7 separate regions of the Homo sapiens genome follow, and regions 2, 3, 4, 5, 6 and 7 are each linked to region 1. The links are chromatin contacts, found by Hi-C or POLR2A ChIA-PET in ENCODE. All regions are on one chromosome and are shown on one strand. The core of a region is the stretch at or near the end of the contact, and the rest is flanking DNA. Distances in the headings are between cores, read along the strand shown. Region 1 holds the start of HOMEZ (homeobox and leucine zipper encoding). Region 2 holds the start of RABGGTA (Rab geranylgeranyltransferase subunit alpha). Region 3 holds the start of NEDD8-MDP1 (NEDD8-MDP1 readthrough). Region 4 holds the start of IRF9 (interferon regulatory factor 9). Region 5 holds the start of PSME1 (proteasome activator subunit 1). Region 6 holds the start of PCK2 (phosphoenolpyruvate carboxykinase 2, mitochondrial). Region 7 holds the start of DAD1 (defender against cell death 1).

Evidence for each region. A loop is a pair of places that touch in the nucleus more often than their neighbours do. ChIA-PET counts read pairs that join two places held with the same protein, here RNA polymerase II (POLR2A). Pooled maps may share reads with other maps.
Region 2: a pooled map shows a loop between it and region 1 (7-fold over the local background). The contact joins the promoter of RABGGTA here to the promoter of HOMEZ in region 1. A Hi-C loop is called at or near these places in 3 of 50 pooled maps. POLR2A ChIA-PET finds 5 or more read pairs at or near these places in 2 of 52 experiments (CD8-positive, alpha-beta memory T cell and WTC11).
Region 3: a pooled map shows a loop between it and region 1 (3-fold over the local background). The contact joins the promoter of NEDD8-MDP1 here to the promoter of HOMEZ in region 1. A Hi-C loop is called at or near these places in 5 of 50 pooled maps. POLR2A ChIA-PET finds 5 or more read pairs at or near these places in 2 of 52 experiments (HepG2 and activated CD4-positive, alpha-beta T cell).
Region 4: a pooled map shows a loop between it and region 1 (8-fold over the local background). The contact joins the promoter of IRF9 here to the promoter of HOMEZ in region 1. A Hi-C loop is called at or near these places in 2 of 50 pooled maps. POLR2A ChIA-PET finds 5 or more read pairs at or near these places in 2 of 52 experiments (GM10248 and WTC11).
Region 5: a pooled map shows a loop between it and region 1 (5-fold over the local background). The contact joins the promoter of PSME1 here to the promoter of HOMEZ in region 1. A Hi-C loop is called at or near these places in 6 of 50 pooled maps.
Region 6: a loop to region 1 is called in a pooled map, with 5 times the contacts of the local background. The contact joins the promoter of PCK2 here to the promoter of HOMEZ in region 1. A Hi-C loop is called at or near these places in 4 of 50 pooled maps. POLR2A ChIA-PET finds 5 or more read pairs at or near these places in 2 of 52 experiments (activated CD4-positive, alpha-beta memory T cell and activated T-cell).
Region 7: a loop to region 1 is called in a map of B cell, with 24 times the contacts of the local background. The contact joins the promoter of DAD1 here to the promoter of HOMEZ in region 1. A Hi-C loop is called at or near these places in 2 of 168 maps with a recorded cell type or tissue (B cell and CD4-positive, alpha-beta T cell) and 8 of 50 pooled maps. POLR2A ChIA-PET finds 5 or more read pairs at or near these places in 1 of 52 experiments (activated naive CD4-positive, alpha-beta T cell).

Annotation. Positions count from the first base shown.
Region 1 is chr14:23,284,342-23,287,696 of GRCh38, forward strand. HOMEZ (homeobox and leucine zipper encoding) reads right to left here and starts at 1,791. Exons shown (of 2, transcript NM_020834.3): 1 at 1,572-1,791. The coding sequence starts at 1,611. RefSeq lists a silencer at 1,521-1,930 and an enhancer at 2,021-2,300.
Region 2 is chr14:24,270,347-24,273,701 of GRCh38, forward strand. It overlaps RABGGTA (Rab geranylgeranyltransferase subunit alpha), which reads right to left and starts at 1,251. Exons shown (of 17, transcript NM_182836.3): 1 at 1,141-1,251; 2 at 767-823; 3 at 491-601; 4 at 1-112. The coding sequence starts at 769. It also overlaps a transcript of NOP9 not described here. RefSeq lists enhancers at 569-778, 1,519-1,598 and silencers at 969-1,258, 1,329-1,428.
Region 3 is chr14:24,230,262-24,233,616 of GRCh38, forward strand. NEDD8-MDP1 (NEDD8-MDP1 readthrough) reads right to left here and starts at 2,106. Exons shown (of 7, transcript NM_001199823.3): 1 at 1,989-2,106. The coding sequence starts at 2,006. It overlaps NEDD8 (NEDD8 ubiquitin like modifier), which reads right to left and starts at 2,106. Exons shown (of 4, transcript NM_006156.3): 1 at 1,989-2,106. The coding sequence starts at 2,006. It overlaps GMPR2 (guanosine monophosphate reductase 2), which reads left to right and starts at 2,668. Exons shown (of 10, transcript NM_001002002.3): 1 at 2,668-2,716; 2 at 2,958-3,079; 3 at 3,218-3,337. The coding sequence starts at 2,993. RefSeq lists enhancers at 1,970-2,835, 2,002-2,296.
Region 4 is chr14:24,160,015-24,163,369 of GRCh38, forward strand. It overlaps IRF9 (interferon regulatory factor 9), which reads left to right and starts at 1,251. Exons shown (of 9, transcript NM_006084.5): 1 at 1,251-1,324; 2 at 2,130-2,310; 3 at 2,952-3,135. The coding sequence starts at 2,131. RNF31 (ring finger protein 31) reads left to right here. Exons shown (of 21, transcript NM_017999.5): 20 at 225-393; 21 at 506-641. The coding sequence ends at 559. RefSeq lists enhancers at 978-1,367, 2,357-2,416.
Region 5 is chr14:24,134,621-24,137,975 of GRCh38, forward strand. It overlaps PSME1 (proteasome activator subunit 1), which reads left to right and starts at 1,574. Exons shown (of 11, transcript NM_006263.4): 1 at 1,574-1,681; 2 at 2,365-2,397; 3 at 2,523-2,585; 4 at 2,701-2,811; 5 at 2,900-2,945; 6 at 3,080-3,177. The coding sequence starts at 1,643. RefSeq lists silencers at 1,148-1,567, 1,618-1,907.
Region 6 is chr14:24,092,729-24,096,083 of GRCh38, forward strand. It overlaps PCK2 (phosphoenolpyruvate carboxykinase 2, mitochondrial), which reads left to right and starts at 1,583. Exons shown (of 10, transcript NM_004563.4): 1 at 1,583-1,706. The coding sequence starts at 1,678. All of the region lies in intron 1 of NRL (neural retina leucine zipper), which reads right to left. RefSeq lists a silencer at 1,349-1,598 and enhancers at 1,606-2,255, 1,909-1,978.
Region 7 is chr14:22,587,974-22,591,328 of GRCh38, forward strand. It overlaps DAD1 (defender against cell death 1), which reads right to left and starts at 1,251. Exons shown (of 3, transcript NM_001344.4): 1 at 974-1,251. The coding sequence starts at 1,184. RefSeq lists enhancers at 248-889, 890-1,531.

The DNA.
Region 1 (3,355 bases), core at 541-3,040:
TAGTTGGAAAGAGTGGAAGGGAGGGATGCTCAACTGGGCCAGGAGCCTGGCTTAACTGAGCCACTGGATTACATGACCAATACCCACAGTACACTGGAAACTAAAGGCTAAGTAGGCTGCTACTAGTGCGCCAAAATCATCTGCTTCATTCAGTTGTCCTGTGTCCTGGGGCCAGTTTTGTGTGATTACAAACCTGCTTATGTCCATATTTTTCAGTGTCTATATAATAATGTAATTAAACCTCATGTTAAACCTATGAAAAATCACTGCATTAAAAATTGTTTCTTCAGGAATACTGATTTTTAAAAAATTGCTCCTATGAAAACTAAGTCAAATGTTTTGGAGAGACATAACGCAAGGAAGAGTATGCATTTTAAAAATTGTTGAGTTGGGAGTGAGCAAGACAACTGTAAAAGATTGAGCGGTGGGACTTAATCTCAAAAGTACTCTGCACTCAGAAGTGTCTAAATTCATACTTCACTTTAAATAAAGCAAAACGGGAAACCAAAGATGATGAAAGTGCCTGAGTGGCTCTCAGACTGCACACTAGAATTACCTGGGAAGCTTAAAAACCAGGCCACCCTCCTTCCCATTCAGGTTCAATAGTCTGTACTGGGGTCCAGGCATCCAAAGTTTTTAAAAGTTCTCAGGGTACAGCCAGGTTTGAGACTCCCTGTGTAGTTAATACTGGAAAGAGAATTGGGAACTCTGAACAGCAGTCTTAGACACAAAAACAGTCTCACCACTACATCAAAAGATTGGTGAAATGGATATACTTTTAATTATAATGTTTAAGATATGTATGCATTATCTTTAAAATTCCCAATCTGGCTTTTTCAATTACTACCAACTAACCGAATCATGTAATATAAAAGGGCTTCAAGTGTATGATGGGAAGGAGGTTCACATGACAAAAAAAAAAAAAATCTCCTGATAGGGGCCCACATTACCAAACAGGTCTCAGCTTGAGTCTTCTTTCAGTTTAGGAGTCTCAGAATAGGACGCAACACTAGGAACCCCAGAGGACTCAGGTTCTCAGTTTCCTGGTTGGTTCTCTTAGTATGGCTGGGTACGGGAGTCAGAGGGGCAGTTTCTTCTAAACCTTTCATTCCCAAAGGCCACTGATCCCCAGAAGCAAGGCCAGGTTCTGCACGTGTGTTGAGGTCGCCAGGAGGTAGCCGTGGGGGTTGGGGGTTTGTGTGGCGGGGGGGCCTGGGAAGGAAATGTTTCTCCTATCCTCCATTTCACAGGCAGTCCAGAAGGCTCCGAACTGGGTCAGGGAACAAAAAGTTATTGCACTTGGGACGATAAGCCCCATGAGGCAGGCGAATCTCAATCCTACTCTCGCCAAGGGCGCCCCAACCCAACCTTCTTGCCCTCCCCTACACAGACACTCACCCTCCCCTAGTTACAACAGGGGAGGGAACCGAAAAGTCCAGAGGAGAAAAAAGAGAGAACCGGGCCACTTCGAACCTAGAATTATCCCCCCACCAGCGCGGGGATGGGGCTCCAGAGGTGGGAGACCGTACACGAGCTGGGAGGGGAAGTCCAAGGGGCTGGGGATCACTCACCGCAGTCCAGCCCGGGCGGCGGCTCCCAGCCTCGCACCATGGGCCGGGGGGAAGTGGGGGAGAGGGCAGGGGGCCTCCGAGTGGGAGTGGGGTTGCTGCCCGGTGCGGCCGCTCCGAGCCCACCCCAGCGATGGCCGAAACCGGGACTGCCCCCCCCACCGTCCCCGGGAGCGCGCCGGTCTACCCAGCCCTGCTCGAGCAAGTTGGAGGCGGGGCGGATGGGTGGGGTGGGCGTCCAGAGGCGGTGCCAAGGTGGCCCGAGTCCTGATTGGTAGGCGCAGGCGGGCGGGCACGGGCGAAGCGCACTGGGCTGGCCATTGGCTGCGTGGGTCTCGGCTGAAGTCAGGTATTGGCTGCGTGGGCCTCAGCTGGGGTCATCTATTGGATGCGTGGGGCAGGGAAGATGTCCCCTGGGGCCAAGCTGCAGTGCATGGTACCTCCCCCTACCGTCGACCTATCGGCGCCGGACCTTTGGAATACACCGGACCAGGATCCTTCCGAAATTCCCCAAGGAGGGATACTGCACTTTGCTGAACTGTCTGGACCGCCAACAACTCCCAATTTGTTTCCTTCTGAAGGAAGCCCTCCAGGAAGACCTTTTCAGTGCCCCCTCCGGAGCCATACAAACGAGCTGCGCCTTTCCCAGCCGAGAGCCCAACCGCCACCAGCAGCGTCAGCTGTAACAAAGCGCCTAAAGCAACTGGGAACTTGTTCTCGAGAGGGATCAGATGTCTTGCCACCCGGAAAGACGAGGACCTTAGGAGCCTGCGGGCGACTTAGGCCGTTCCCCGGGTCAAACTGGCACCAGACAGATGTTCCCAAAGACGAAGTGCTGGAGCAGTCACCTCATTGGGACCTACCAGACCCTCAGGCTCCCCTCCCTGCCCTAGAAAAGAGGACGCGGAGCTCTCCATAGTATTTGTTTTTCGCTAGCTAGAAAGGGATGAAGACTGAGGTGGGAGAATGACTTGATTTCAAGAGTTCGAGGCCAGTCTGGGCAACATAGCGAGACCTTGTCTCAAAAAAATTTTTTTTAACTTACAAAAAGAAAGGGATGCCAATAAAATGGACTTCAACAAAGCAGTATCCCACACAGTATGAAGTTATGGGCCAAAATTTGTATTTTAGGATTCCCCATCTTCTGTGAGACAGAGTAACAAATGTAAGAAGACAGGCTTGCTCAATTCTGTTTGGCAACATAATTTCACAAAGCCTCTGACTCTGACGTCTCTGGAAAGATCCTTTGAAGACAAAACAGGATAGGGCACACAGTCCTCTATGTCTCTTGCCTGAGTCGCTATATTCCTTAAAAGATAAATGGGCTGGGCGCAGTGGCTCATAAACCTAATCCCAACGCTTTGGGAGGCCAAAGAGGGAGGACTGCTTGAGGCTAGGATCCAAGACCAGCAAGGGCAACATAGCGAGTCCCTGTCTCTACAGAAAAATTTAAAAATTAGCTGGACTTGGTGGCATGCACTTGTAACTACTCAGGAGGCTGAGGCAGGGGGATCATTTGAGCCCAGGAGTTGTAGGCTGTAGTGAGCTATGATTGCACCACTGCACTGCAGCCTAGGCAACAGAGTGACACCCTGCCTCTAAAAATTTAATAATAATAATAATAATAATAATAATAATAATAATAAAAGATAAATGACCCTAGTCCTTGCCTTTTCCTGCACATAAGATGATGTCTAATGGGGTTAGGGATGTTGCCTCTGTAATCTATAACCAAATGTTCTCTTACACCCAAACTTTTATGTGATTCTGCTTTAATGTAACTTATG
Region 2 (3,355 bases), core at 1-2,500, 990 kb after region 1:
GCTGCTGGAGCACCTCTCGTCGGCAGTTCCAGAGGGTGGCAAAATCAGGGTTGGCTCCCAGAATCTGGCTTGTCAGTTCCAGCACGGACTCATCCAGCTCACCAGCCTGGCGCTAAGAAGATAGGTGGCAGGGTTAGAGATCATATAATTTTCCCACTACAGGACTAAATAACGTAAACTTAAAACCATCCAATATTCTGTGAATCCCACATTATACAACAGGTACTATGAACCATGCTTTATGGCCTTACAGGTATTCTCTCATTTAATCTTCACAACAGCCTTATGCAGTAGGTGCAATTATTAGCCCCATTTTACAGATGAGCAAACTGAGGCCCAAAGAGATTCAGCAACTTGCCCAAAGTCATACAGTTATAAGTGAGATAACCCAGAATTGGATCTAGGCAGTCTGACTCTAGGGACCAGCTCTTGGCCTCTGCACTATACTAAGGGAGCTACTTGGGGTCGGGGCTACCTCTGAGGGCCCCACCTTCTGGAATACGGCCTGGGTGGCTGACTGGTATAGCTTCAGCTTCTGCTCTCGCTCTAGCCTTTTGGCCTCCGCCTGCTCTTCTGACGTCTTCACCTTCAGGCGTCCGTGCTACAAGGATGAACGGGTTGGAAGAGTGCAGGTTGCCTTGCAGAAGCTGACCTGCAAAAACCCCACACTGTGGAGCCCTAGGTTCATACGGGGCAACCATGGCACTGCCACTGGGGGTGAGGGCGCGGGCCTGCGGAGGTGAAGGGCTGGGCTCAGGGTTCTCACCATGGTGCCGGCTCAGGGTTCAAGACAGGGGAAGGGTCCAGTGGTAGCCCTTGAAGTCTGAGGAGAGAAGTGTCAATCACGTAGCCCCGCCCCTACTAGCTCCGCCCACAGCTGTGTCCGGAAGCAGCAAGCGTGCCTGGGCAGAGACCCCCAGAGTGTAAAGAGGTCCTGGGACAGGCTTTGCACGTTCCACAAGAGGTGAGCACCCGGACTAGGACTTCCATCCGTGTGGCCCTTCCTATAGCCCGATTCGCCCGGGCCAGAGCGCGAGCCGGGGCACCTGGGCGTTGGGGACCACTCTGCTCCCCAAAGGTTGCCGCTACCCGCCCGTCCCACGGCTCCCGGGCACCCCCGCCCCCCGCGGGCGGACCCACCTGCGCTGGGAGGAGGCGCGGGGGACGCGGAGCTGCGGCGCCCGCCACAGAGCCCAGGCGCTGGCTAGAGCGGCGCCACGTCCCGGCTCATCGAAACGCAGCGCACTCTGCAGGCTTGGGGAGGGACTTGCGGCGGAAGAGGCCGGCTCGGAGGCGCGTGCGCGGGGGCTCTGCGCTCGCTGTCCGGAAACGCCTCGTACCTGTTAGCCACCTGGTGTGTACGAGTGCGCACGGGCGACTGTAGCGTGCGTGTGAAATGGGGGGAGGACCATGCCAGTTGGTAACTCAGAGTGCAATGTAGTTAGTGGAAGAGGTTTCTCCAACAGCCGGAAACCCGCACCTTCACTACTCCACTGACCTCACCCTGGCCACACCGACAGCCTTCTAGATGTCAAATCTAACAGGGGGAGTTTCCTGTCATTTTCTCTAACCTCTGAAGCATTTGACGCTACCCATTTCTTTATACTTGACACCCCCATTCTGGCTTCTCCTCCTGCACCTCTGCCTCTCTCTTCTCATCTGTTCACCTCCACCCCTAAATGTTGGTGATCTCCAGGGCCCTTTCCTCACCCCTTTTTCACTTCACCCACTGTTCCTGGGAGAATGTTTAAATGTAAGCCTTCAACTGCTTCGAGTTGGAGCTCCTCAGAGCTGTTTTGGCCCACAAATCTGGCATTACACTTTCTCTGGGTGAGTTCATCCACACTCATTGTTTTAATTACTACCTGTAAATTGATGACACCCAAATTTATATCTCCAGCCCAGATGTCTTGCAAGCTTAAATAACAATAAATAATATACATGCACATACATATTCAAACACCTGTTGGATATCACCTGGTGTCCCAGAGACACCTCAAACTCCAAAAGCCAAAAGGTATAAATTATCTTTCATCCATCCTGTCTAAACATTGGCCTTTATGTTTTCTATTGTAGTGAATGGCACTATTTCCTCCTCACTTCTTAAACTCGCTTAAATACTCTTTCTCTTCCCACTGCCACTAGGAGTTCAAACTCCGAATTTCTTCTCCAGATTGTTGAAAGTCTTTTCAGTGTTCTCCACCTCATCCCTTGTTATCAGTCCATCCTCTGTGCTACTGAATCCATTTTTCTAAAATGCAGATTTGACGTCATATCTGTGCCTAAAAGTGCTGAGTGGCTCCTTTTCAGGATAGAATTGTAATCTCTCAGCTCAGCACATCAGACCTATTGGCATTTGGGCTCTGCCTACTCTCTGGCTGTATATCCTGCCTGACCCTGCCAAAAACTCTTCATGACAGCCTACAGAAATACTTGCAGTTTCCTAAATATGTTAGCCTGTTCCCTCTTGACTCTCCTTTCTCCACACTCCTCCTTTGCCACAGTAATTCCTGTTTATCTTTAAGATTTAACTTTTTGAACTCCACAGTACAAAGAAAAAAAAATGTAACTCAAGTGGCACCTCGAGGAAGTTCTCTAAAATGCCCCAGTCTGATTTGATAGACCTTCATATGTACTTTTAAAGACTGTGATTTTTTTCCCTGTGCCTACTGCAAAGAAGGTTTTCTGGTGGAGCCTTTATGAGGTTCAGGGTGGCTAGTGAGTGTGTGTGTACCACACGTACACGTGTGTGATGTCTTTGCGAATAGTGTGTCCATGTGGCATGTGTGTGTTTATAACTCACACCTGGGTAAGAAGGTAGTGCTTTAAATTTTTTTTTTTTTTTTTTTTGAGACAGGGTCTCACTCTGTTGCCCAGGCAGGAGTGCAGTGGCACGATCTCTGCTTACTGCAACCTCTGCCTCCTGGGTTCAAGCGATTCTCCTGCCTCAGCCTCTGGAGTAGCTGGGACTACAGGCATGCACCACCACACCCGACTGATTTTTGTAGTTTTAGAAGAGACGGGGTTTCACCATGTTGGCCAGGCTGGTCTCAAACTCCTGACTTCAGGTGATCTGCCCACCTTGGCCTCCCAGAGTGCTGGGATTACAGGTGTGAGCCACCATGCCCCGCCAGTGCTTTAAATCTTTATATATCCTTCACACCTCTCTCAGCCCCTGGAAATGTATGTAAAGTGTCCATTATATACTTGTCCTTTCCTAGATCCTATAACAAATTCTCGAAAAGAGACATTTTTCCTATCCCTGTGTATTTGTAGTCCCAGTGAGGAAAGAGTTAAGCCATTTATTGGTTCTCTTTGTGCCAGCCACTGTGATGGGAGTTTTGCATACATAGGA
Region 3 (3,355 bases), core at 856-3,355, 950 kb after region 1:
GGGTGGCTCACACCTGTAATCCCAGCACTTTGGGAGGCAGAGGCGGGCGGATCACGAGGTCAGGAGATCGAGACCATCCTGGCTAACATGGTGAAACCCTGTCTCTACTAAAAATACAAAAAAATTAGCTGGGCGTGGTGGCAGGCGCCTGTAGTCCCAGCTACTCGGGAGGCTGAGGCAGGAGAATGGCATGAACCCGGGAGGCGAAGCTTGCAGTGAGCCGAGATGGCGCCACTGCACTCCAGCCTGGGCGACAGAGCGAGACTCTGTCTCAAAAAAAAAAAAAAAAAAAATCATAAAACAATATCCTTACCTAGCACTATATTATTTCCTATTTTCTCCCCCTCTCTCTTTCTTTTTTTTTTTTGCAGGGGGAGATGGAGTTTCACTCTTGTCGCCCAGGCTGGAGTGCAATGGCGCCATCTCAGCTCACTGCAATCTCCGCCTCCCAGGTTCAAGGGATTCTCCTGCCTTAGCCTCCGAGTAGCTGGGATTATAGGCGCCCACCACCACGCCCGGCTAGTTTTTGTATTGTTAGTAGAGGCGGGGTTTCACCATGTTGGCCAGGCTGGTCTTGAACTCCTCACCTTAGGTGATCCACCCACCTCGGCCTCCCAAAGTGCTGGGATTACAGGCGTGAGCCACTGGGCCCGGCCTTTTTTTTCAGGCAGGGTCTGGAGTGCAGTGGTGCCATCACTGCTCACCGCGGCTTCGACATCCCAGGATCAATCAATCCTCCCATCTCGGCCTCCCGAATAGCTGGGCCTACAGGCATGCGCCCAGACCCTTGGCTAATTTTTTGAATTTATTGTACAGGCAGGGTTTCGCCATGTTGCCCAGGATGGTCTCCAACTCCTGGGCTCAAGCGATCGGCCTGCCTCGGCCTTCCAAAGTGCTGGGATTACAGGCGTGAGCCACCGCGCCCAGCCTATTTTCTCTTTTTAATGGCGCCAGTGACCCATTCACCTATTAAATTGATGTTACGACTCTTATATAGGCCGCTACTCAACGTTAAAAAAAATCATCTTTAACATACTATTTTAATACTAGACCTCAAATCTTAGCTAAGAAGTAGTTTGGAAGGACTGGGGAAGAGAAGGTTAAGAATGACTATTATGTACGGTAAATATGCTAAGAAGCTGATGAAATAACGATAGATTTACTTAGCTACAAAAAGGCCAAACTAGCATTAGACTTCACTTGTCAGCAGTTTTGTTTTTTTGAGGGGGGCGTGGGGGGGGGGGTCTCTGTCTGTCTGAAGGCACAAAAGAGGAAACAGCAGATAGGACTAACGAGGGCTGGAAATTGGTGAAGAACCACCACGGGAGTTGAGAGATGCAGATGAAGGAAACCATGGCTAGTAGCAAGAACTAGGGCAGCGGTAACTAACCTGCCTCAGCCAAGGAAGTGAGGCTGGTCCAGGATGCCAGGCTCAGAAAGGCAGGTACTGACTGAACACACTCCCCGCTTTGGTTCCTGTAGGACGGGTGAGATACCACACCTTGGCAACCACCAGTAAAGGCTCATAGTCTAGCCCTTGGGAGGCCCCGATTTTAGGGCTGTGCTCGGAGGCGACCTACGTTAGGGACTGGGAGAAGCAGGTACCCTGGGAATGAAGAATGGAGAGCAGCGCTTACTCCAAGAATCTGAGAGACGGGGGAGTCAAGCCGCTGCTAGGCCTTCTCTATGACTGCGGGGGTTCGAATACAGTGAGACCCGACAAAAGCGACCCCATTCTGGGTGATAGCACAGTCCTGGCAAAAAAGCAGGCATGGCAAAATACCCCAGGGTCGTCAGGTGGGACCTGGGCCCCGCTCTCAAAGCCCTTCTGGGTCCCCCTATTTCCCACCACCCCTCGCGCGGAGCCCTGAGGCAGTCAGCGTCCTCCAGGCTAGGGAAAGGCGTGGTTTTCCTTCCCCACGTCTCCCGTAAGGCACTGCTGCCAGCCCAGTACTACTGCGTCTTGGCAAGGCTGGAGGTGCTCCCACCTTCACTTTAATTAGCATCTTCTTTCCAGTTTGGGGCTGCACACGGATAAATTGCTGCTCCTACCGCTCCGGTCGCCGCTGCCGCCCTCCAGCACTCTTGCCTGCAAGGGCCACTTCTACTTCCGGGTCACTGTCTGGCTCCACCCCCCCCCCCCCCCCCACTGGGTTCCGGAAAGGCTCAGGGTTGCTCCCGCGTTTCGGTTCAGTGACGTCGTAAATTGGAATGAGGCATCCAGTTTAGCAACAGCAGAGATGACGACTCTGCGATTCTGAGAGTCCCTGGCGAGCCCGGGCTAGCGAAAAGTGGGGGCAGAACGAACTACATCTCCCATCGTGCCAGGAGGCGGTCCCGCCCGTTTCCCCCTGGGAGTTGTAGTCTAACCCCCTCGGATCCAACAGCAACCTCAGTGCGTGAACTCTGTTATCCAGAAGGCCTCGCCCTGCCGCCGCCGAAGCTGGAATTCGTCGGCTAGTAGTTCTCGCCGGCAACTAGAGGAACCTGTTGGCGTGGCCCAGAAGGCTTAGCGGGATTGCACGAGGTTAGTTGCTAAGCAAGGTGGTCTTTGGTCAACTGCCGCCTGGACCAAGGCAACAGGAAGTGAGTACCTCTATTCCGGAAACTAGTTATGAACCCTCCCCGCCCCCCGTCGCCAACATTCCTTCGTTCCCCTAAATCAGCCTCTTGCCCCATTGCTCTTTGCAGGGGTAGAAGAAGGAAGTGTAGCGGGGTAAGGAATGCACCGTCAGGGTCTCTCACAACCCTTTCCCAGCTCTCCTCCCCAACAAACAGTACCTGGGATGGAGCCCTAGGGTAATCGCAGCCACGGGATGGGTCGAGGTGACAGGCTTCAGGGACCACACTTCGGCCTTTGCCCGACCTTCCACAACTTAAGCGAAGAGAGGCCACCAGCCGTAACAGGGCGTTAAAGCCCAGGGGAAGATTGGTCCTTATGACTTCCTGCCTTCCAGCCCTCAGATTCATCGCTACCCCGAGGCTAAGCGCCATGCCTCATATTGACAACGATGTGAAACTGGACTTCAAGGATGTCCTTTTGAGGCCCAAACGCAGTACCCTTAAGTCTCGAAGTGAGGTGAGCAAGCTTCTCTACTTGCTGTTTCTTGACCCCACGCTCCCGGTGGGCCACAACCAAGAAAGATGCCTGTCCTTGTCCTAATATGGTACGTTTTTTGGATTAATGAAATGGTCAATTTCCTGTTCATATCTGCAGGTGGATCTCACAAGATCCTTTTCATTTCGGAACTCAAAGCAGACATACTCTGGGGTTCCCATCATTGCTGCCAATATGGATACTGTGGGCACCTTTGAGATGGCCAAGGTTCTCTGTAAGGTAGGGCTTTCCTCATGC
Region 4 (3,355 bases), core at 1-2,500, 880 kb after region 1:
GGCATGCCCAGGCAGTAAAATGGGTCCTTGGGAGCAGTAGGTCTTGCAGTGGGTGGGAGGGAGGAGGCTTTCTGGGCAAGGGCATGGGTAGATAGTAGCAGGCAGTGTGGGCACAGGTGGGTTGTTAATCTTGTTCGTCCAGGTGTCTCAGAGTCCAGCTATGTTAGACACACTCAGTTAATATTAGCCAACACAACAAATATTCTGCTCCCTTTTCTCCCCAGGGCACACTACAAAGAGTATCTTGTGAGCCTCATCAATGCCCACTCGCTGGACCCAGCCACCTTGTATGAGGTGGAAGAGCTGGAGACGGCCACTGAGCGCTACCTGCACGTACGCCCCCAGCCTTTGGCTGGAGAGGATCCCCCTGCTTACCAGGCCCGCTTGTTACAGGTATAGCCTCCACCCAGCCTCATCTCTTAACCCACCCTACAGAAGTCACCTGGTGCTGACTGTGTCTGAGCTCCAGGCTTCCAATATCATTACCTTCTCTCTCCTTCTGCAGAAGCTGACAGAAGAGGTACCCTTGGGACAGAGTATCCCCCGCAGGCGGAAGTAGCTGAGGGCAAGGGTCCCGATGAGGGTCCCATGGCCTGCTCCCTCAGGAACAGCTCCAGCACCAATAAAGAGGCATCTTACCACCCAGGCTTCTTGGTGGTCCTTCTTCCTGGTGCCACCATCTAGGGGCACCAGGGAAAGAGCGGGGTGAACAGAGCTTTGCTGAAAAGGGCCCCCTGCAACCTAGTGCCTGACCCTCCCTGGACTCAGGACCAGGAAGGAGTTGACACCCTGGATGGTCAAGGGAGGCCCTCCCCATCCAGCAGCCTGGCCTGGGCTTCCTCCCTCCCTGCCTCCTTTTTTCCTTTCATAGAATTTGACTGGTATTTGAAGTCACCCAATATGTATCAGGTGGGCACTGTGGGGGAATGCAGATGCACAGGTGTACACAGCAGTCCAGAGGTCCCAGGCCTGACTCCAGGAAACTGGCCTCCCTGGGGAAGCCACGGTGTCACCCAGAGGTCAGATAGAAGCAAGAGTATCTGAGGGAGGCAGGGGAATGAGCCAGGCTGGAGCTGAGCCAGCAGGGCAGGGCCCCCCTGCTGCGACAGTGGCATCCTGATAGTGAGATGCTCAGATGCTGCTGCCCTCTAGTGGCCGCCAGTTCCCTGCAACTCAGACCACGTGATTTCTGGGAAAAGGCCCTCCCTGGAGGAGAACTGAAACTTAGGGTGGGGACTGTAGAAAGGGGCGGAGAGATCAGCCGCCCAGCCAGGAGTTAAGCTGAGGTCGTCTGAGCCCTGCGACAGCCTGGACAGCAACTCAGGTAAGATCAGCCAAGGATGGGAGTCAGCCTGGGATCTAGGGCTAGAAAGTCCAGCCAGATTGAGGGCAGGGGGTCCTAGGGGTCGCTCTGTTAGACTGAGGGATAGACAGAAGATCTCTTAAGTCAGGAAGTGGGAGATTCAGCCTGAGAGTGAGACTGACAAGGGCCAGCTCCCCAGACCCTTGTAGGCAAAGGTCAGGAGGACCTACTGCTGGATTGTTCAAGGAAGAAGGCTCCTGGCCCCAGCCTCAGTGGACCATTTGTTTCCTTGCCATCTGGCCCTGCCCACTTCTGCTGCAGCTCCAACCCCACCCCTACTTCCTGCCCCACCTACTCCTGGGGCCGGCAGGGGGTGGGGGTCAGGCTAGGTTGTGTAGGCTGTGGGGCGGTGGGTGAAGAGCCTGATGGATCTCAGCAGAACCTACCTCTGCTGATGCTCGGGAATCTAGACAGGGCCTGTCACCAGGAACGATCACCAAAGGAATTCTTTTGTAAACAATACATCTCTGAAAAGTCCTAAAATTAAGACCAGTGCCCAAGGTTTCCTTCCAGGTATCACAGCTTAGAGTGCTAAAAACAATGTTTTGGGGGGTTTTGTTGTTGTTGTTGTTGTTTGTCACTGCTAGTGATGGCAGAAAGGAAACAATTCTGTCCCATAGAGTGTTGAAATGTGTTTGGAGCTAAAAGAAGATGGATGGGATCTCTGGGACCTGTTGCCAGAATCTAGTCTCAATGGCCAGGGTCTCAGGAGATGTTCCCTCCCAAAGTGTCAGTTCTGATGCATCCTGCTCCTATTATCCCCCAGGATGGCATCAGGCAGGGCACGCTGCACCCGAAAACTCCGGAACTGGGTGGTGGAGCAAGTGGAGAGTGGGCAGTTTCCCGGAGTGTGCTGGGATGATACAGCTAAGACCATGTTCCGGATTCCCTGGAAACATGCAGGCAAGCAGGACTTCCGGGAGGACCAGGATGCTGCCTTCTTCAAGGTGAAAGGGCCTGGAAACCACTGTTCCTCTGTGTGTGGGATGGTGTATACACACTGGTACACTCATCCTCGAGCACTTGCGTCTGCCTGGGTTTCAGATAAGGGACAGATTGGAGAGGAAAACTAGCTGCATCATTTGCAGAGTCCAGTACAAAATGAAAATGTGGAGGCCTTGTTCAAAAATTTTAGGGATATTGGCCAGGCACGGTGGCTCACGCCTGTAATCCCAGCACTTCGGGAGGCCAAGGTGGGTGGATCACGAGGTCAAGAGATCAAGACCAGCCTGGCCAACATGGTGAAACCCTGTCTCTACTAAAAATACAAAACTTAGCTGGGCCTAGCGGTGCATGCCTGTAGTCCCAGCTACTCGGGAGACTGAGGCAGGAGAATCGCTTGAACCAGGGAGGTGGAGTTGTAGTGAGTCGAGATCGCACCACTGCACTCCAGCCTGGTGACAGAGTGAGACTCTGTCTCAAAAAAAAAAAAAAAAAATTTCCAAGGATTTCAAGATGGCAACGCAGAGCACAGACCCTGCATAATCCCTTCTGAGCTCAGAGCTGCACGCCTGTAAAGCCAGTCCTATTGGAGGGGCAGGTGGAGCCTGTAACACACTGCCTCTTCTTCCCTTGCTTTCTTTCCTAGGCCTGGGCAATATTTAAGGGAAAGTATAAGGAGGGGGACACAGGAGGTCCAGCTGTCTGGAAGACTCGCCTGCGCTGTGCACTCAACAAGAGTTCTGAATTTAAGGAGGTTCCTGAGAGGGGCCGCATGGATGTTGCTGAGCCCTACAAGGTGTATCAGTTGCTGCCACCAGGAATCGTCTCTGGTGAGTTTCCCCTTGTCCAACCACTGCTAGACTCAGCAGACTGGGGAGGAAGGATAGATGTGCAGGCTTCCCCCAGGCTTATAGCTCTGCCCTGTCCATGCCCTTGGGGGGCTGCAACCCAGGTTTCCCTTCCTAGACCTGCCCATCCTTCACTGCCTCAGACCTCTCCTTCACCCTCTGTCCTTGCTCAAGACCCTGACCTTTCTCTGTCCCTCAACAA
Region 5 (3,355 bases), core at 324-2,823, 850 kb after region 1:
AAAGCAAAAGAATAAGAATATTTTATTACAGGAGAAAGTTACATGAAATTCAAATTCCAGTGTCTATAAAATGTTATCTCACCAAACTAATTCATTTACATATGGCAGCTTTCCTACTACAATGGCAGAGTTGAGTAGACAGACACTGTAAGGCCTATAAAGCCTAAAATATTTACTCTCTGGCCCTTTATAGAAAAAGTTGGCCAGACGCGGTGGCTCATGCCTGCAATCCCAGCACTTTGGGAGGCCGAGGCGGGCGGATCACGAGGTCAGGAGATCGAGTCCATCCTGGCTAACATGGTGAAACCCCGTCTCTACTAAAAATACAAAAAATTAGCCGGGCGTGGTGGGACGCGCCTGTAGTCCTAGCTACTCCGTAGGCTGAAGCAGGAGAATCGCTTGAACCCTGGAGGTGGAGGTTGCAGTGAGCCTAGATGGTGCCACTGCACTCCACCCTGGGCGACAGAGCGAGACTCCGTCCCCCAACACACACACACACACACACACACACACACACGTTTGCCAAAACCTGGTTTAAATCAGTAAATTATCCTGGAAAAAAAAAAAAAAACACCTGGCTAATATCAGAGAGATAAATGCTATGAATGTACTAAAACAGGATGATTTGTAATAGATTTGGAGGGAGGTTCCTTATAAAGGATGATGAAAATAGTTCTCTCTGAAGAGGTGACATCTAAACTGAGAACCGAATGACAACACCCAGGGTAAGGGTGTTTTAGGCAAAGGGATTATTAGCAAGGGCAAAGGCCCTGAGGCAGAAATGAACATGACACATCTGAGAAACAAATAGCCCAAATATTTGCAAGTGTAATGAATGAAGGGGCAAGCAGTAGAAAGTGGACTTAAAGGGGAGACAGGTGCGACAGCCTTTTGGATTTCATTCAAAGGTCAACAGGCAGCTGAGAAAGGGTTTTAAGCCAGAGAGAGGCATGAACCCGCTGCTCCGTGAGAGTGGGTTATAGAATGGCATCTGCAGCCGTGGTCCAGGAGAGAGTTGGTCCGGGCTTGGATAGGGATGCTGCCAGCTCTGGTGCCGGTGTTGCTACAGGTGCGCAGGATGTCGGCAGAGCCAGAGGCCCACGCTAGCAAGGCTAGGAAAGACAGGCCAGGTCTTATTCCATCTCTAGGGAAAGACGGAAGAGCCCTAAGTAAAGCTTATCTGTCCCAGGCGGAGCAGGGGAAGAAGAGAGCAGGTGGGGAGCCAGTTGGGAGGCGGGAGGTGGAGGTTGGGACGCGGAGAGACTGGCTTGGGCTTGGCGATGGGAGGACCCGGACCCGCCGTCCTCAGGCGGCGGGCGGCAGGTGGCGGGAGGCGGGAGGCGGGGACCGGGCCAGCGGAGGTGGGGAGCCTGGAAGCTGGCCCTCGCGAGGCGGCGCGGGGAGGGTGGGTGAAGAGCGCCTGTGCGCGCTAGGCGGAGCCTCACCCGCCGCCCTCCTCTGCGGCACCGCCCCTTCCATGGCAGGGCTGACCCCGCCTCCTCCATCCGACCCCGCCTCCTCCAGCCCTCCCCGCCCCACTACCCAGGAAGGCGGAGCTGGGTGCGAGCGCCCTACCGCTTTCGCTTTCCCTTCGCGGTGCCCACTCCACTCCTTGTGCGGCGCTAGGCCCCCCGTCCCGGTCATGGCCATGCTCAGGGTCCAGCCCGAGGCCCAAGCCAAGGTGAGCGCCGCGGGGTCTAGAAAGGGCCCACTGGGGAGGCGTGGCTGGAGCGGCCGGGGGCATCCCCGACCCGCCCCCCAGGCTCCCACGCGAGTCGGGGGCAGTCGGCCGAGCTGGCGCGCCCGGAGCACCTGCGCCCCGGGGAGGGCGGCGACTGCTGCCTGCGGGGAGAGGCGAGGCGGCCGTGGTTCTGCGGGGTGAGGTGAAGCGGAGAGCTGGCGTGGAGGGGAACTCCGCTGGCCTGGGGCCGGGGCCACACACAGACTGGGTGCGGGACTGCCCCAGCTACCTTCTGGCCTTTCCCTCAGGGAGGGTCCCGGGGCCCACCCCATCCCTGTCCTACTTGCAGAGGACTCTCAGCACCCCTCCTCACACCTGCCAGGCGACCCCAGAGATCTGTTCTCACGTGAACACTGGCCCTTCACCGCCAGGAATGTTCTCATCCCCCATATCCAGCCCCAGGGATACCCACTCCACTTTCCGTAGATCCAGGTCTGCAGAGATCCACCTTCTCCACCACCCCAACCCACCCTACAGGCATCCATCTCGCTTTCTTCAGGTCTGGCCTTAGAGGGATCCCCTCCACCCTTCCCCAGGTCAGGCCCTACATAACCCTAAGGGAACTGTCCTCAAATGAACTGGCCTTAAAGCCAAGTTTCTGAAGGGATGCGTGTGCCCCACAGGTGGATGTGTTTCGTGAAGACCTCTGTACCAAGGTAAGACATGCCCCATCAGCGTGGCCCCACCCCTGCCCAACTCCTACTGCTCAACCCTGCCTCACTACCTAGGACGGGCATTTGATGCTGACTCCCATCCTCCTCCACCCCCACCTCACACACAGACAGAGAACCTGCTCGGGAGCTATTTCCCCAAGAAGATTTCTGAGCTGGATGCATTTTTAAAGGTACCGCGGCTGGGCAGGGAGCTAGGGAGTAAAGGCCAAGAGAAGAGTCTGGAGGCTGTGAGAGTGAGGTGAGAGGAACTCCCTCACCTCCAGCCCTCCTCCCACCCTACACCAGGAGCCAGCTCTCAATGAAGCCAACTTGAGCAATCTGAAGGCCCCATTGGACATCCCAGTGCCTGATCCAGTCAAGGAGAAAGAGAAAGAGGAGCGGAAGAAACAGCAGGAGGCAAGCTGGGAAGACCTGGGAGAAGGGATCCAACTATGGGGGTAATCAACCTTAGTCCTGACTCTCATGAGCTCCTCTCTTTCTGCAGAAGGAAGACAAGGATGAAAAGAAGAAGGGGGAGGATGAAGACAAAGGTACTTGAAACCACAATGGTGGGAAGAGACTTGAGTCCCACTCACAGGAGCTCCTCCTAAGGATTTCTTTCCAGTCTCCCCTTCGCCCCTCACACAGGCTCAATCATGTGACTGACCCATTGCTCACTCTCTAGGTCCTCCCTGTGGCCCAGTGAACTGCAATGAAAAGATCGTGGTCCTTCTGCAGCGCTTGAAGCCTGAGATCAAGGATGTCATTGAGCAGCTCAACCTGGTAAGCCCTCCCCCTTAAACTCTCAGGCTTCAAGTCAAACCATTGTCCTCTTGGTCCCTGCCATTTAGGGCCTGGCACTTGCCAGGTTTTAGCAAGAGAGGGCACAGCAAGTGAAACCAGAAGTCCAGGCCCTGGGGCTCAGGATAGACCCGGCACGCCTCCACCCAGTGTGGGGAGG
Region 6 (3,355 bases), core at 333-2,832, 810 kb after region 1:
TAGAACTCCAAGAAATCTGAGAATCAAGACTGTTTCTGTTGCAAGTGGCAGAACTCCAATTAAAATTAGCTTGAGCAAGAGAAGAAATGCATCAATTCCTGTAACTGAAATCAGGAATCCATTGCTCGCCATCTCCCTGCTCTGCTTCCTCTAGGCTGGCTTCTGTCTCAGCCAGGTTCCTGCTTTGCAGTGCCAAGCTAACACTCAGCAGCTCCAGGCTTATATTCTACCAGCTCAGCAACTCAGCAGAAAGAGAGCTAACTTCCAAAGTTTTAGAAAAAGTCCCAGAGAGGGATCTCATGCCCATCCTTGAACATCCTTGATTGCTGTGGCCAGAGTGAGGAACACAAAAGTTGGCTAAGCTGCAAGCCTACCCCCAAGAGGGGTGACATCAGACCCACATGACAATACAGACTGAGGAGATGGTTCCCCAAAAGAAAATCAGGGTGCTATTACCAGAAAAGGCGAGTGGATGCTGAGCAGACACCCATCATAGATATGCTGAGTTTGAGGTGCTATATAGCATTGTGGGTGATATCCAGTGGTCTCAGGTTGGAGAGAGATGTCCCAATGGAGGTATAGCTTGAGAAATCACCTGAGGACTTTATGATGGTAGTTGGGTGGGCAGATGAGTTTCCTCATTGGATTGTGGAGAGAAAGAATGACCAGGCCGGGCGTGGTGGCTCACGCCTGTAAATTCCAGCACTTTGGGAGGCCAAGGCAGGCGGATCACGAGGTCAGGAGTTGGAGACCAGCTTGGCCAGCATGGAGAAACCCCGTCTTTACAAAAAATACAAAAAATCAGCCGAGTGTGGTGGCAGGCGCCTGTAATTCCAGCTACTCTGCAGGTTGAGACAGGAGAATTGCTTGAACCCGGGAGGCGGAGTGTGCAGTGAGCCGAGATCGCGCCACTGCACGCACTCCAGCCTGGGTGACAGAGTAAGACTCCGTCAGGGGAAGAGGGGATGTGCCGGGGGAGGAGAATGACCAGATCAGAGGACCAAGGAAGAGACCCAGGGGTAGAGAGACTCCACCATTTCATGGCAAGGCAGAAAGGAGCCTTGATCAGGAGGAGAAACGGGGATTTAGGAGTTGGGGACTAAGTGGACCTTAGCATTGGGCACTTGGACTACAGAAAGGCCCAGGACTCAGGGTGTCGCGTCCCCAGGAGGAGGAACTGGAAAGGCAATGCCCAACCCCCTAACTTCTAGACGTCTGGCCCCTGTAGTCTCCCGCCCCTGGCCTCGCCCCTCGTTCCTAGCTTGTTTGCCACCTAGTGTCTCTCCCGGGAGCAAGAGTCCTCAAAGTTACATCATGTGCGGCTGGGAGGGCGGTGGCGGATGGGGGGCGGGGCCTCGAAGTCGGGGGCCGAAGAGTGGACCCAGTCCTCCAATGGGAGAGATGGGTTTGGCGGTTTGGAGGCAGGGGTTGGGGCGGCGGCTGGGCTGACCTGGAGCCTGGAGCCCCGGGGCCGAGGGAGCTGGCCTGCCAGCGGGGCGGAGGAAAGCTAGTGCCAGCCCTACCAGGTTCCGCCCCCGCGCCTGCCCCCCTCCTTTTTAAGCGCCTCCCGCCAGCCTCTGCTGTGGCTCGCTTCGCCGCGCTCCCTCCTTCCCCGCCTTCCATACCTCCCCGGCTCCGCTCGGTTCCTGGCCACCCCGCAGCCCCTGCCCAGGTGCCATGGCCGCATTGTACCGCCCTGGCCTGCGGTGAGTGACCCCCGGCCCGGGGCCCACCCGCACCTTCCGCTGCGCTCGCCCCCTCGGGGCTGCCAGTGGCGCTCTCCTGCTCTCAGCCTCCGCCAGGTTTCCCATCCTAGGCGGAGGCGGGCAGGGGCGACTGCTGTGGGTCCAGCCTCCCGCGCCGCGCGTCTCTTGGGAGGGCAGCCGGCCGGTGCTCCTCGTTTCCGCCTGCACCTCCCCTTCTCTGCCTCGCTCGCCTCTGACCGCGCGATCTCTATCTGCCACTCTCAGAACTTCCTCTCTCTCCTCGCTCCTCTCTGCTGAGCCAGGTCTCCGCATATCCTCCTTTCCTTCCCAGATACCTCCCTCGGACCTCTAACGGGCTCTCAGCCAGCGCCCCAGGGTACTTCGAGAGGCAGCAGGGCCCTGGGGACAAGGGTACGTGAGCCCCGGGAGACTAAGCTCAGAGCCCCCTAAAGAAGGTGGAAGGTTAAATATCCATTCCCGGCCTCTCCCGGACTGGAAGGACTGGAACCTGGCGGGAAGTCCAGAGCAGCCCGAGGGACCTGGGCCCAGGGGAGGGAGGCAAGCAAGGTGGGAGGAGGGCGCCAAGTTGCCTTCGTTTCTTACATAGCTGGCTTCTTCCTCCGTCCAGGCCTGGAGCCCCCAGGCTCGTCCTGTTTGTCTGCCTGTCCTCTTAGTCTCCTATTTATTCTCTGAGGCCTCTCTTCTCAGCTTTTGTCCCAGAGTCGGAAGTGACCCACATCTGTCGCACAGCCCGTTCCACTTGGGCAGCCCTTGTGGGTGGTCTCTGAAGGAAACGTCCCACTTAGAGGGCTGCAAGAGGGTGTGGGGGCTTCACAAGAGATAACGTGAGCCAGGCTCCAGGGAGAGAGAGGCTGTCCTCAAGACTGTGTGCTTGAAAACTGATGCTCACGGAGAACTTCCCTCTGAGGCAGGAACAGACCCAGGTCCCAGTAGCCCTCCTCCCCTGCCCCTGGGGCCACACTGATCATCTATCCTGCTTTAGCGGAAACCACCCCAGCTTCTACCCCAGACAGACTCAAGCTCCCGTATCCATGCTCTGAGCTTTCTTCCTTCCCCAGGCTAACACCCTCTGAGTCTGAGCTGCCAGCAAGCTGCTGTTCCACCCTCCCACCAACACCAAAGCTCTCTAGGCATGTGGCCTCTAGGAAGAAGAGCCAGGGGAAGCACGGGGTCACGTGGTCCTGGGTGTGGGGGCAGTTTCTGATGGGCGAGGCCTTGATAGAGGAGGAGAGTAACATCCCCTTCATGGTCTTTGCTCTCTCGGGTTTACTCCACCTTGAGTCCAGGCCAATCAGAGCAGACGTTGCTTCTCTGTCTCCCAGGGCCATGAGAGGACAGACAACAGGACGCTGACCTCCTGAGAATTAAGCCCATGAACCCCAGCCAGTGACACTCATTCCCCAGTGGTCAACCTTCCGCAGAGTTCAGAAATACTTACCCGAGGGCAACATTTTATGCAACCATTGTTGGTCCAAGTGGGCAGCAGCAGATCAGGGCCTGGAAGCCCAGCATCCAGTCACCTATTCTCTGTGCAAGAGCCCTCATCTAGAAACCTGGCACTGGAAAGACTGTGACCTTTGCTTGGGGCTTTCATAGTCTTACAGCATACACACCAGAAGGAAAGAATA
Region 7 (3,355 bases), core at 1-2,500, 700 kb before region 1:
GATCTGCCTACCTCGGCCTCCCAAAGTACTGGGATTACAGGCATGAGCCACTGTGCCAGGCCTCCAGACAATTCCAATGCTGTATTTTGTCTGTACCCCAACTAGACCATAAACTCTTTACGGATAAAGAACATGTGCCAAAGCTTTTACCATAATGCCTCATATTGGACTGAAAATACAACTGATGACCTGACTGATGATCACACTGAAAAGAAACCATGAATGCTGGCATGTTTTCAAAGTCAAAGTAGCAGGTGATACCAGTGATAGAGGCCACGCCTGTTTTCAGTATTCACTGAATCCCCGTTGGGCAAGAAAAGTCAGATTTTAACAAAAATTGATGGAGACTGTTCTCGCTAAATATAGCAGTCTACAAGGTTACCAAATCCTGGAATCAAAAGGAAAAATAAGGCTAAAATAGAGTTATGTGAACAAAAATTGGGTTCAGGACAGTGAAATAACAGCTTCCTCAACAAGAAAAAAAGTAGTAGCAGCTAAAAGGCAAAATCAAGTAAAGGATGATTCAACAAGAAAAGCACCAGTATTTATATTCTTTGCACTTTCATTGAAACGTTTCACCGGAGATTGGTAATGATTAGGCCAAGATGACAGAGATGATTCAAGGTTGGGTTTTTCATTTGAAAAGTCTACTAATTTTAGAGTTGTGTTAAACCTAAGTTAAAGTTGGAATAGGGTTTTCCCCGGACCAATATTAAGTGAAGTGGATCACCAAGTGGAGTAGCGGCACGAAGGTGGTTTCTTTAGACTTTTAAGTCCAACTCCTACGGAGCCGTTTGGTATTAGGCATATAATCTAAGCTTTCTGAGCCTCAATTTCCCCATTCACAACAAAAGGGCAATGCAGGCTCTTCTCATAACTTCAAGGGGCGGTGGTCTGATATAGAGTACTATGAAAACAAAAGCAGCACACCAAAGTAACACATTATTATTATGATCACTTATAGAACCATTACCCGCTAGGATGAAACTCCCCACACAAGAGATGAAGCCCGAGAGAAAAGAGTTGAAGGGGAAGGTCCCCACGAGGAGACAGTAACCGAACTGCAGCGCCCCGGTCAGCAGTATATACAGCAGGTACGCGTCCAGCAACTTCAGACGCTGCGGAGTGGAGCTCAAGTACTCTTCTAAGAACCGCGAAATGACAGACACTACCGACGCCGACATAACTGCACGCAAGGTACTCCGGTCCGCGCCCCAAACTCTTGGAGGACCCGTCGACCACACCGGATGTGCTGTTTGCGCATGCGCACCCTCGTGACCTAACTCCGCCCTCCCCGGTGTGCCAATTTGCGCAGGCGCTGAGGCCGGCCAGGGCGCGTAACAACTAATGCGCAGACGCGGACTGCATCAACAGACTCAACTACAACTCAGAAAAGTTAATGCGTCTGCGCAATGGCCCTATCAATGAGCTGGGGACGTGTACTCTTTCTGTTCTGTTTCCGCCCGTCAGCTCGGTGACGCCCACAGTTGCTCTGGCAACAAGACACACTGGGAGGAAGAGGGGAATAAGCTTTACTGGGGACCGCGTAGCTAACCAGAGGTATCCGGCTCTCTCTGGTCCTTCTGAGTCCTGGAAGATTTAACGGTTTGCATCTACTTTGAGGCAATGCCTGGCGTTCCTGGGGTTTGATACCAGCCTGACCCTAATTCTGTTAAGGGCGCTGTCTGCAGATGTCTGTCACAGATCATTGGAACAAGTCAAGTTCATCCGCAGTGAGACCCGGCGCGGCCAATCACTGCACAGGCCCCAGTTTAGACTTAATTACTTGGGGGAGTGAGTGGGTGTGGTGAGGGGCGGGAGGCAGGGAGGAAGCCTGACCTCAGCAGGGTTCTGAACTGGAACTCGGGATCTGGCCCTGCAATGCCAACATTTATTGGGCGCCTCCTTGGGGCCTGACGTTGTACTAACTTGTAGGGACTCTCACGTGAATCAGATATATTTGCAGCCTTAAAAGAGCTGGTGAAGGGAGGGACAGCTGTCGAATGTCGTGCAAAAAGCATATGGTCAAGTTTAGCAGCTCTCTTTCCGCAAGCTGGTATCTTGAACCTGGTGTAATATCCCGGGATGTCAGCGTCGAAAGGCCCGAAAGAGCATGCCTGGTTCAACCCTACTCTCTCCAACTCATTTTGCAGAAGAAACTGAAATGGTTTCAGGTTTTGTATTTTAACAAGTGGGATTATTTTGAGGGTTTTAACTGTTTTTTTTTTTTTTTTTGAGACGGAGCCTTGCTCTGTCGGCCAGGCTGGAGTGCAGTGTCGCGATCTCGGCCCACTGCAACCTCCGCCTCCCTAGTAGCTGGGACTACAGGCACGCGCCACCACGCCCGGCTAATTTTTGTATTTTCAGTAGAGACGGAGTTTCACCATTGTTAGCCAGGCTGGTCCCGAACTCCTGACCTTGTGATCCGCCAGCCTCGGCCTCCCAAAGTGCTGGGATTACAGGCATGAGCCACTGCACCCGGCCTGTTTTAACTTTTTTTAAGAAATTAAGTTCTGGCTTTCGTTGCCCTTTTAATTTCACGTGAATCCGACCTTCTAGACCCAGTTCATCTCACCTTTTAGCTGTAAGTTTTTCCACACATGACCAGGTACTTTATTTTCAGCTTCTTAATATTTTGAACTGTACGTGAGCAAAATTCCTAAAACAGCAGGTGAACAACAGCGTTCCTGCCTTTTCACTTTTTTTTTTTTTTTTTTTTGAGATGAAGTTTTGCTCTTGTCACCCAGGCTGGAGTGCAGTGAATGGTGCGATCTCGGCTCACTGCAACCTCCACCTCCTGGGTTCAAGCCATTCTCCTGCCTCAGCCTCCCGAGTAGCTGGGATTAGAGGCACCTGCCACCACGCCCGGCTAATTTTTGTATTTTTAGTAGAAACGGGGTTTCGCCATGTTGGCCAAGCTGATCTTGAACTCCTGACCTCAGGTGATCTGCCTGCTTCAGCCTCCCAAAGTGCTGGGATTATAGGAGTGAGCCACTGCGCCGGCCCCTTTTCACTTTTTATTTGCCTTTAGACTGGAAACTCTACACGCATTAACTAACGGATGTATTATCAGTGGTGATCAAAGCCTTACTTAAGTTCTAGAAAGAAGAGAAATAACCTAAGAAACCTTTAGAGTCTATTTGAATAGATAGATTTATATTCATACCCGTGGAGATTTGTGCAGCTATATGAACATAAGTTCAGCCTAAACCTATGTTGCTGAGAAAGAAAAAAAAAGAGTGGATAACAAGCTGGTTCTTATTTCAATATAATATGGCAGGAAGCATCAATTTCTCTGACAAGTTGAACCTTTCTCTCTGCCTCATCAACAAGTAGGAGGGTAGCTTCCTCACGA